Regions from separate parts of the Homo sapiens genome. Here all the other regions are linked to region 3. Evidence: chromatin contacts called from ENCODE Hi-C or POLR2A ChIA-PET data. All regions are on one chromosome and are shown on one strand. The core of a region is the stretch at or near the end of the contact, and the rest is flanking DNA. Distances in the headings are between cores, read along the strand shown. Region 1 overlaps PDZD2 (PDZ domain containing 2). Region 2 overlaps PDZD2 (PDZ domain containing 2). Region 3 overlaps PDZD2 (PDZ domain containing 2).

Region 1 (3,296 bases), core at 668-3,167, 340 kb before region 3:
TGTAGGGTGGATGCCTAATGATTTTCCATTGAAACTCTCACAAAATTGCCCTTCTTTGATGAGAGGAAAGAAGAGGAGCATTATTGTGGTGATGAAGGACTCTGGTGAAGCTTTCCTGGGTGGTTTTGTGCTAAAGCTTTGGCCAACTTTCTCAAAATACTCTCATAGTAAGCAGATGTTATTGTTCTTTGGCCTTTCAGAAAGTTAACAAACAAATGCCTGGAACATCCCAAAAATCTGTTCCCATCTTTTCTCTTGACCCATCTGCTTTTGCTTTGGCTGGACCACTTCCACCTCTCGGTAGCCATTGCTTTGATTGTGCTTTGTCTTCAGGATTGTACTGGTAAAGCCATGTTTCTTCTCCTGTTGCGATTCTTCAAAGAAATGCTTCAGGATCTTGATCCTACATGTGTAAAATTTCCATTGAAAATTCTGCTGTTGGCTGGGTGCGGTGGCTCAAGCCTGTAATCCCAGCACTTTGGGAGGCCGAGGCGGGCAGATCACAAGGTTAGGAGATCGAGACCATCCTGGCTAACATGGTGAAACCCCATCTCTACTAAAAATCAAAAAAAAAAAATTAGCTGGGCATGGTGGCAGGCGCCTGTAGTCCCAGCTACTCAGGAGGCTGAGGCATGAGAATGGCGTGAACCCGGGAGGCGGAGCTTGCAGTGAGCCGAGATCTTGCCACTGCACTCCAGCCTGGGTGACAGAGCAAGACTCCGTCTCAAAAAAAAAAAAAAAAAAAAAAAAAAAAAAAAAATCTGCTGTTGTCTGCAGCTGACCTGGGCTTAAGGGTTTTGGTACCCACTGACTGGAGAGTTTGCTCAACTTTAATTTTTCAGTCAGAGCTGTATAAGCTGAACCAATTGAGAAGTCTATGATCTTGGCTATTGTTTGTGGTGTTAACTCTTGGTCCTCTTCAATTAGGGCAAGAACAAGATGAATTTTTTCCCTTGCAAATTGGTGTGCATGGTTCACCACTGCAGGCTTCATCTTCAGCATTGTTTCATCCCTTCTTAAAAATGAGTTATCTATTTGTAAACTGCTCATTTCTTTGGGGCATTGTCCTCGTAAACTTTTGTAAAGCATCAATGATTTCACCATTCTTCCACTCAAGCTTTACCATGAATTAGATGTTTGTTCTTATTTCAACTTTAGCAGAACTCATGTTTCTAACAGGGTTTTTCAAACTGATGTCTTATCCTTCTTAGTGCCTCAAACTACATCCTGTTCAGACATGTTTTAACATGCTAGTAGAAGTCTATTTGGGGGCAAAAAATTGTTTGAAATCCATGCATAATTTTTAATAATATACATCTCCCATGTACTTTTTGAAGACCCCTTGTACAAGCTTTAAAATTGCACTTATAGTCAGATCTTGTACAATAGTGTGTACACACACACACACACACACACACACACTTCAGAAAAAGATTGAAGAAATAACTCAAAATTGTGGTGGTTTCTGGTTGGTGAGATTGTGGGTGACTTTATTTTCTTTATGCATTTCTCTATTTCCCCCAATTTTTGGCAATGAAAATTGATTCAGTTTAAAGCCAAGATTTTTTTTTTTTTTTAAAAAGGCTCCTCCCAGAATTTTTTTTTAGACGTTTGTTACTTGTGCATCCATAGCTCCATGGTGAATTAGAACCTGAAGCCTGCAAGATCACAGCAGGTCTGAGTTCTAGTCTGTGCAATAAACAAGGGACTGGACTCTAGTAAAATACAAGTAAAAGCTGAACTTGGAGTCAGAATACCAGAGTTCTCATCCAAACTTCCCTCTCTTACTAGCTGAGAGCCTTGGGGAAACCATTATGTACTCTGAGTTCCTCTCATTGCCAAGTCTCTTGGAAGAGGAATGGACCCACCACTGCCAGTTCTAGGCAAAACTGTGAAGCAGCCAAACACTTGTGCCTTTGCTTCTGTCTTGGTGTTTGTTCTCCCTGCACAGGGCTCCCCAACCCCCCCGTGCATACTCTCATGCTGCCTGCAACTCTCTCCTACTGAAAACTGCTCTTTGGAAAGAATCTGGTTCATTCCTTCAAACACATATTCATAAGTACAAGGTGCATTGACTAGTGAAATCTTAACCCAGGACCCTGCCTAGAGATGGCTTCATTTTCTAGGGAAAAGGAAACAACCTGTAAATCAAAGGGCAGCCTTTCCTCCAGAAAACTGCATAGTGGAGGTCTCTGACCAATGTGGTGGAACTAAAGTCCAGCCTTGATTGCTTCCCCACTTTGGGGACTTTGAATTGAGGCCCTCTTCTTATGAATAGGTACAGGAAAGTCAATTATCTTTTCTAAATGGGACTTAACCCTGTCATTGCAGTCTTCTATTACATTAGTCTTCTAATCCTTCATGGATTCTGTAGCCACACATAAGAAGTCATCCTACTTTCTTCACGGGGTTATTGCGAAAAGTGAAACAACACAGGTGAAATAATTCTTGGCAAAGTGTAAGGTAAAGGTTGCCTCTTGGAAGCACGTGGGCTGAGCTTGATGTGGATGGTTTTGTTGAGTTTGCACAGTGGTTACTTTTTATTTTTTATTAAAGACTGAAATGGTTGTAAATATTTGAAAATTAAGAGATATTATGTTTGAAAGTGTGACTTTTTTTTTTTTTTTTCATTTCCCCGGGCCCTGACATTCTGGCATGGCTCTAATCTGTTGGAGCCCAGTTGGAGCCCATCACTATTAGGGGAACCCAACCCTCAGCAACCCCCTCCCCCAACTCCCCCCCTCCCCACCCCATTCCCCCACCACTGTTTCTACCCCAGGGGATGGTGGTCTTGAACAGCTGAGGCTGTGGATTCAGAGCTTCCTGCCCTGAGTCTCTGCTCTAGCATTTGCTGGTTGTTTGACTTTGGCCAACCTAGTAAACTTGCAGAGCCATAACTTGCTAGGGCCTCTGTTTCTTCATCTGTAAAGTGGAATAATATTCGTGTCTTCCCAGAGGACTGTAGCAAGGACTAGGAAAAATGCTTGTGATACACTTAGAACAAGCCCTGGTACACAAAGGGCTTTGATCAGTTACCTGCTTGGTCTCTAAAAGCATTTGGCTTACCAACTACTGCTGGAAGATGTGAATTAAATGAAGATTATTGTTTCTTCTGTTTGTCAACCTAGTACTTTTTCTGCTATGTGTTATTTGGTAGTGCTAGATAGAAAATTGAGCTTCTAAGTGAATTCAGAAACTTTTCCAAATATTCTTTCTGATTAGCCAGTCCATCTTCACCTTTGGAGGATGTTATATGAATAGCATTAGTACTCTTTTCCCCTGCTGAATTCTGCCAT
Region 2 (3,436 bases), core at 917-3,416, 310 kb before region 3:
CAGTGAGCAGTGATCAGGGTATTGCACTCCAGCCTAGGCAACAGAGTGAGACCCTGTCTCAAAACAAACAAACAAACAAAAATTCTGCCTGATTGGTTTTTGCTGGACACTGCTTTATGTCAGGAAAAAACAAACAAAAGTATTCCCTTTATAGTATTGTTTTCTACAGTGTGAAACTCAGATGTCCATATTTGAAGATGCTAATATAAAAAAAGAAGTCCATGGTCAAATAAGTTTCTTTTTTATTATTGTATTCATTTTATCTTATTTTATTTTTTGAGATGGTGTCTCACTCTGCCGCCTAGGCTGGAGTGCAGTGGTGCGGGATCATGGCTCACTACAACCTTGACCTCTATAGCCTCAGATGATCCTCCCACCTCAGCCCCATCATCCCCGAGTAGGTGGGACTACAAGTGTATGCCACCATCCCTGCATAATTTTTTTGAATTTTTAGTAGAGATGGGGTTTCACCATGTTGCCTAGGCTGGCCTCTAACTCTTGGGCTTAAGACATCTGCCCGCCTCAGCCTCCCAAAGTGCTGGGATTACAGGTGTGAGCCACAGCACCCAACCTACATAAGATTCATAAGTTCTTTTTTAAACCTTAAGCAGAATTTTTTTTTTTTTTTGAGACAGAGTTTCGCTCTTGTCTCCCAGGCTGGAGTGCAATGGCGCATCTCAGCTCACTGCAACCTCTGCCTCCTGGGTTCAAGTGATTCTCCTGCCTCAGCCTCCTGAGTAGCTGCAATTAAAGTGCCCACCACACACCCAGCTAATTTTTATATTTTTAGTAGAGACTGGGTTTCATCATGTTGGGCAGGCTGTTCTCCAACTCCTGACCTCAGGTGATCCACCCACCTGCCTCCCAAAGTGCTGGGGGATTACAGGTGTGAGCAACTGCACCCAGCCTTTTTTTTTTTTTTTTTTTGAGACAGAGTCTCACTGTGTCTCAGTGGAGACTGGAGTGCAGTGGCGAGATCTTGGCTCACTGCAACCTCTGCCCTCTGGGTTCAAGCGATTCTCCTGCCGTAGCCTCCCGAGTAGCTGGGATTACAGGTGCCCGCCACCATGCCCAGCTAATTTTTGTATTTTTCGTAGAGACGGGGTTTCACCCTGTTGGCCAGGCTGGGCTCCAACTCCTGAACTCAAGTGATCCACCCACCTCGGCCTCCCAAAGTGCTGGGATTACAGGCGTGAGCCACCACGCCCAACCCCTTAAACAGCTTTTAACCATACAGGACTTCTCAGAGACTTCAACAGGAATGATGCCTTGAAGAAGACCATGTGGTAGACGGCAGTTCTCAGATGTGTCTGCCAATGGTCACCCGTTTCAGGAAGGCAGCTCTTGGAACTGTTTTTCAGTATCACATGTTTTGCTGCTGTATACCTGTTCCTCATTTCCAAGACCTTCATTTTTCTGTTGATGTTTCAAACCAGATGACTCATATCTTGTAGTCATTTCTCCTTTACAGGATGATTTTTGAGGTAATTGACCCATTTCTGACCACATTTTATAAAAGATCAGTCCGTCAACGTAAGATGGAGACTATGTAAAGTTTTCAGATGGCCATCTCCTCTGCAATATTGATGGGGCCTGCAGACTTGAAGCAATTGCCCAGGCCCCTCAGTTTCCATGCATGGCCTCCTTTGAGCCTGAGAACAAGGTTCCTGGCCTGTCCCTAGTCTCTCCTTGATCCATACTCCTTAAAAGGATTTATTCAGGCCTCTTCTGCCAACTGCTATTTAGTCATTTTCACTTTGTCCAATTTTGAATTGGCCTATTCCTTGCCAAATATTTTTTGGTAACATACTTGAAAGCAAAGTGATAAATTGGGAACAACCAGATCATTCCTTTGGAACAGTGTCTTTTTTACCAGCCAGGCTTTCCACCTGTGAGGTCAGCTCTTCCTTCCAGGATTGTCACCACATCTAGAGGCTTGGCCCAGCCAATGGCAAGAGGATGAGAGGCACCAACTACACAGAACTGGGACCTGGAGTTAGGTCTCTCCAGTGAGGTGGGGTAGGCAAAGTCTCACGTCAAAGAGGTTTAGCAACAGCACGCTGTGGTTCAGGCAAACAGTTGGCACCAGAGTCTCCAAAGGCTGGGAACTCCGTGAAAGGCAGGCGAGCAGGCAGCTTGCAACACACTCCAGCCATCAGCCCAAGGGACAGGGCGATATTCTGGATGCTGCAGTGGGAACTAGAGATAGATGAGGCTTCAGGGATTAGAACCGAGACAAAAGGCCAGGCTCAGTGGCTCATGTCTGTAATCCCAGCACTTTGGGAGCCTGAGGTGGGTGGATCACAAGGTCAGGAGTTTGAGACTAGCCTGGCCAACATAGTGAAACCCCGTCTCTACTAAAAATACAAAAAATTAGCTGGGCATGGTGGCACGTACCTGTAGTCCCAGCTACTTGGGAGGCTGAAGCAAGAGAATTGCTTGAACCCAGGAGGCGGAGGTTGCAGTGAGCCAATATTGTGCCACTGCACTCCAGCTGGGCAACAGAGCGAGACTCTGTCTCAAAAAAAAAAAAAAAAAACTGAGACACAAGATCAGGACTTCAGCAGTGATGAGGCTGAACTGATGCCTGGTCGAAGGGTATGACATTGAGCAGCTCTTCAGTGATCCCTGCCTCATGTCATGATTGCACCAGAGATTTCTAGCGGCACTGGAGCAGGGACAGCGGTGGAGGGGTAAGGGGATCACATGTAGGAATAGGGACAGGCAGAGGCTGAGAACCAATAGCGCTCCAACTTCGCTGTGGTAATACTGGGAATCCTTGTCTTTCTCATCACCCTCACAAATTTCCTAAAGGTGGGGACAATGTCTGTTTCCATCACCTGCATGTTGCCCATGCTGCCCCCAGGTGTCAGTAAATTCGTCCAGAATGAATGAGTGAATGAACTGAACTACTTAACAGCAGTGGGGATGGAATTCGGTTTGCAGGGGAGACGATGCTCAGGACGCTGGAGATCCACATCCCTGCATTGCCGAGGGCAGATGCAGCCGGAGAGCCCCACTGGGACACAGTGATTTTTCCAGACCCTTCAAGCCATGTGGCTTGTGTGTAGGTCCGTACTGACCAGATAGCCCGAAGGTGGCATGAAGCTGAACAAACCTGGATCGAAGCAAATGCAGTTGGATCCCAAGGTTGCAAGTCTGTTTCTGTTTTGAGCAATTTGTCTGGTAAACATTTAGCAGGACCTGTTTCACCTCACTGAGGATAAAAGAGAAGCTTTGGCTCAAAATCCTAGTGCCAGAATTTCTGGCCAGCAGGGACATTTCTAAAGTCACCAAGCAAATGTTTCCCGATTACGAATTGTAATTTGGGATTTCAATGTCGGGAAAAGGACAGCAGATCAGACGTTTTAAAAATGCACAGCCTCCAAGGTAAAAATAGTGGAGGAAAGTCAAGACCAGCTGAATTTTGCCTAAA
Region 3 (3,673 bases), core at 1,165-3,664:
GATTACAAGCGTGAGCCACCGCACCCAGCCTAGGGAGCTTATTAATGTATCAGCAGGTTAGTCATGAGATCATTTGGCCAGAAGATACTATAGAATCTCTGTCTTACCTGTACACAGCACCTGTGGCTAATGATGGAAAGGCAGTGTGGCACAGGGAAAGTAAAACCATGGGCCTGGCATGAGCTCCACTGCTGACTAGTTGGCACTGGTCGAGTTACAACTTGGGCAAGTTATTAAACATTTCTGAGCTTAGTTCTCTGGGCTGGTGCTCTCTGCCTTGGTCATCTCACAGAGCTGGAGGGACCATCAAATATATGTTAACAGTGATTCCCTCCAGCTGATAAGGTTATGAGTGATCCTTATATTTTTCCAAATTTCTACATTGGTTATATATAATTATAGCCACTCATAACCTTGCTGTGGTATCATATGGAATAACAGGAATGCATTCACTTAGAAATTGATAATGTACCACATTAAATGCAAGTTAATATTGGTTATGTTACTACTTGGTTACGAGTATGTTAGAATATCAAATTGTTCATTTTTAAAAATGTTCAATATACCTCTACTTTATCAAGGAGACAGTACGAGAAATCAATGTTGTTTATAATCTCCTTAACATAAATAACTTCTCTCTCTCTCTCGCTGAACAAAGAATCTGAGATGACTTATAAAGCCATATTATTATAGATGTGTGTTCAAGTGGTTTATATAAACATATATGTCAATAGACCTGGAAAATGCTAAGTCATAAAAACTATACCAGGCAAAAGTCGTTTTTTTAACCTTATTTTTGTTTTAATAGAAATGCACATCTTTTTTCCTTCTCCTCAAATATCATATTTTACCTCCAACCACTACCTGTGTTTTAAAATATAATGTTTGGCCATTGGGTAAATTTCTTCTTTTAAAAAGCATCGGCCGGGCACAGTGGCTCACGCCTGTAATCCCAGCACTTTGGGATGCTGAGGCAGGTGGATCACCTGAGGTCAGGAATTAGAGACCAGCCTGGCCAACATGGCAAAACCCCGTCTCTACTGAAAATACAAAAATCAGTCAGGTGTGGTGGTGTGCACCTGTAATCCCAGCTACTCGGGAGTCTGAGGCAGGAGAATCTCTTGAACTCGGGAGGTGGTGGTTGCAGTGAGCTGAGATCGTGCCACTGTACTCCAGCCTGGGTGACAGAGCAAGACTCGGTCTCAAGAAAAAAAAAAAAAAAAAAAAACAAATCACAAGTTTTGGATAACTGTATAAAGGCAAATTAGGGTTTTTATTCATAATAATTTATATCTATTAAAATAAGAGTTTTGTAATTCTAAGTTAATACTCTCAGAATGAACTTTTGAGCAGCATTTGAAACTTGTACAAGACTAATTTTTCTCATAAAAATTTTAGTTACAAAATTTGATTTTATTTATATCTGAGAAAGAAAATAGAATGGATTGCTATAAAGTATATGTCCTCAAATATTGGAAGAAAAAACCTTCCTCTTTTGGTACGTGAGTTAAATTCTGTTTTTATTTACTACTTGATTTAAATTGAAGTGAAATTCATATAACATGAAATTAACCATTTTGAAATGTACAAGTCAATGGCACTTAGTACATTCAGAATGCAATATGACCCACCACCTCTGTCTAGTTCTGAAACTCCTCTACTGTTTTTATGTTACATTTGTGTTACTAATAAATAGAAAATTAACTGAGTTAAACTCTATCTAGGTTTCCCTCAGCTGGTAACTGACATTTTATGAAAAGATTTCTTACCAAAGCTGCTGAAAGACATATTATCCCTTTCACCTCTGTGCTCTGCTGCCACCTTTGGGCCACTTTATCACTCACAATGGATAAATTTCACATGAAGCTGATTTAACTGTTAGTTTTAGAATTTCATTGCATTGAATGTTAGGTAGAAGAAGAGAAAGTAATGGACACTTAGCCAAAGTGAAGTCTTGAAATATGAAATGTCAATTTTGTTTATCCAGATTCGTTCATTCCCTCACTACCAAACTAAGGAGTTAGTGTTATAGTCTTGGATATCTCTATGCAATATAATAACAATACCTTACATCTGTCTAGCCTTATATGTGCTGTTTTTATAACTGTTCTCATTTAATCGTCTTCTTTTAAGCTCTATGAGTAAGACTGGGAATGTTTTATGCCCATTTTAGAGTTGAAAAAAATGGAGGCTTGGGGAAGAATGATATGACCATTTAATTCCTAGCAGACCTTAAACCCACAATCTGGATCTGCTGGCTCCTAGTCCAGGGCCCCTTTGCCTTTTCCTGAACTAGCTCTGCTCTCTATATATGATCTCATCTTACGGTGCAGAAAGCCTGAAAGTTATTTCAAGTGGCTTGTGGTTGTCATTGTGCCAGGAATCTCTGGGAAAGCTGACCACTGGAGATGCTTGTGTCTCTACCAGCTGTGAACTAGCCAGTGCTCTGTCCCATCTGGATGCCAGCCACCTCACAGAGAACCTGCCCAAAGCTGCATCAGAGCTGGGGCAACAACCCATGACTGGTAAGATTATTTTCCCATTTGTTAATCTTAAAGTAGGTGGGGAGATACCCTAATGAAAGCATTATACAGGCCAGGCGCAGTGGCTTACACCTGTAATCCCAGCACTCTGGGAGGCCGAGGTGGGCGGACCACTTGAGGTCAGGAGTTTGAGACCAGCCTGGCCAACATGGTGAAACCCCATCTCTACTAAAAATACAAAAATTAGCCGGGCGTGGTGGTGCGCACCTTTAATCCCAGCTACTTGGGAGGCTGAGGCAGGAGAATCGCTTGAACTGGGTAGGCGGAGGTTGCAGTGAGCCAAGGTGGCACCATTGCACTGCAGCCTGGGCAACAAGAGCAAGACTCTGTCAAAAAAAAAAGAAAAAAGAAAGAAAGGAAATTGATATTTTTAAGGAGAAAAATCTTTTACACAAATTAACATTTAAATACTGCCTGCATTTAGCACCTTTACTATATCATTGTGCCTAAACTCATCGTTTTCATGCCATGTTGAACACATCCATTTTCAGTCAGTTGACCCTTTTTACCCTTTTGTGACACCAACAAGACATGAGATGAATCAAAAGGACTTCCCACCCATCAAAATCACAGCACTCTGCCTACGTGAAATCAAATGCACTGAGAAATGGCAACAAAAACCTCCACAAAGGACAAGTGAAATGATACTGAAAAACCACACATAAGTGTTGATGAGAGATTAAGTAACATCGTGGAGGCAGAAGTTATCTCAGTATTTATTTAGGTGCCAGGTGCAGTGGCTCATGCCTGTAATCCCAGCACTTTGGGAAGCTGAGGCAAGTAGATCATGAGGTCAGGAGTTTAAGACCAGCCTGGCCAACATGGTGAAACCCCATCTCTACTAAAAAGACAAAAAAATTAGCTGGGCATGGTGGAGCACGCTTATAATCCCAGCTACTCAGGAGGCTGAGGCAGTAGAATTGCTTGAACCCGGGAGGTGGAGGTTGCAGTGAGCCAAGATCATGCCATTGCACTCCAGCCTGGGCTATACAGTGAAACTGTGTCTCAAAAATTAAAAAAAAAAAAAAAAAAAAAGGAAATTAGTTAGATGTGGTGGCATGTGGCTATACTTTGGAGGCTAAGACCAGGAGGGTTACTTGAACCTAGGAGTTTGAGACTGCAGTGAGCTA

Evidence for each region. Hi-C counts contacts between places; a loop is a spot of excess contacts on that map. ChIA-PET counts read pairs that join two places held with the same protein, here RNA polymerase II (POLR2A). Pooled maps may share reads with other maps.
Region 1: a loop to region 3 is called in a map of posterior vena cava, with 4 times the contacts of the local background. The contact joins two enhancer-like sites. A Hi-C loop is called at or near these places in 1 of 168 maps with a recorded cell type or tissue (posterior vena cava). POLR2A ChIA-PET finds 5 or more read pairs at or near these places in 2 of 52 experiments (MCF 10A and WTC11).
Region 2: a loop to region 3 is called in a pooled map, with 3 times the contacts of the local background. The contact joins two enhancer-like sites. A Hi-C loop is called at or near these places in 1 of 37 single-sample maps with no recorded cell type and 3 of 50 pooled maps. POLR2A ChIA-PET finds 5 or more read pairs at or near these places in 2 of 52 experiments (MCF 10A and WTC11).

The regions. Positions count from the first base shown.
Region 1 is chr5:31,739,799-31,743,094 of GRCh38, forward strand. The region is part of intron 1 of PDZD2 (PDZ domain containing 2); the gene reads left to right. Among named protein-coding and RNA genes, the nearest start is that of PDZD2, 100 kb to the left of the region's middle. Within about 2 kb of position 1,918, at least 2 of the 41 ENCODE cell types and tissues checked have a DNase peak (open chromatin) inside an H3K27ac peak, as active enhancers do.
Region 2 is chr5:31,766,120-31,769,555 of GRCh38, forward strand. All of the region lies in intron 1 of PDZD2 (PDZ domain containing 2), which reads left to right. Among named protein-coding and RNA genes, the nearest start is that of PDZD2, 130 kb to the left of the region's middle. Within about 2 kb of position 2,167, at least 2 of the 41 ENCODE cell types and tissues checked have a DNase peak (open chromatin) inside an H3K27ac peak, as active enhancers do.
Region 3 is chr5:32,075,082-32,078,754 of GRCh38, forward strand. It overlaps PDZD2 (PDZ domain containing 2), which reads left to right. Exons shown (of 25, transcript NM_178140.4): 19 at 2,381-2,525. Among named protein-coding and RNA genes, the nearest start is that of GOLPH3, 97 kb to the right of the region's middle. Within about 2 kb of position 2,415, at least 2 of the 41 ENCODE cell types and tissues checked have a DNase peak (open chromatin) inside an H3K27ac peak, as active enhancers do.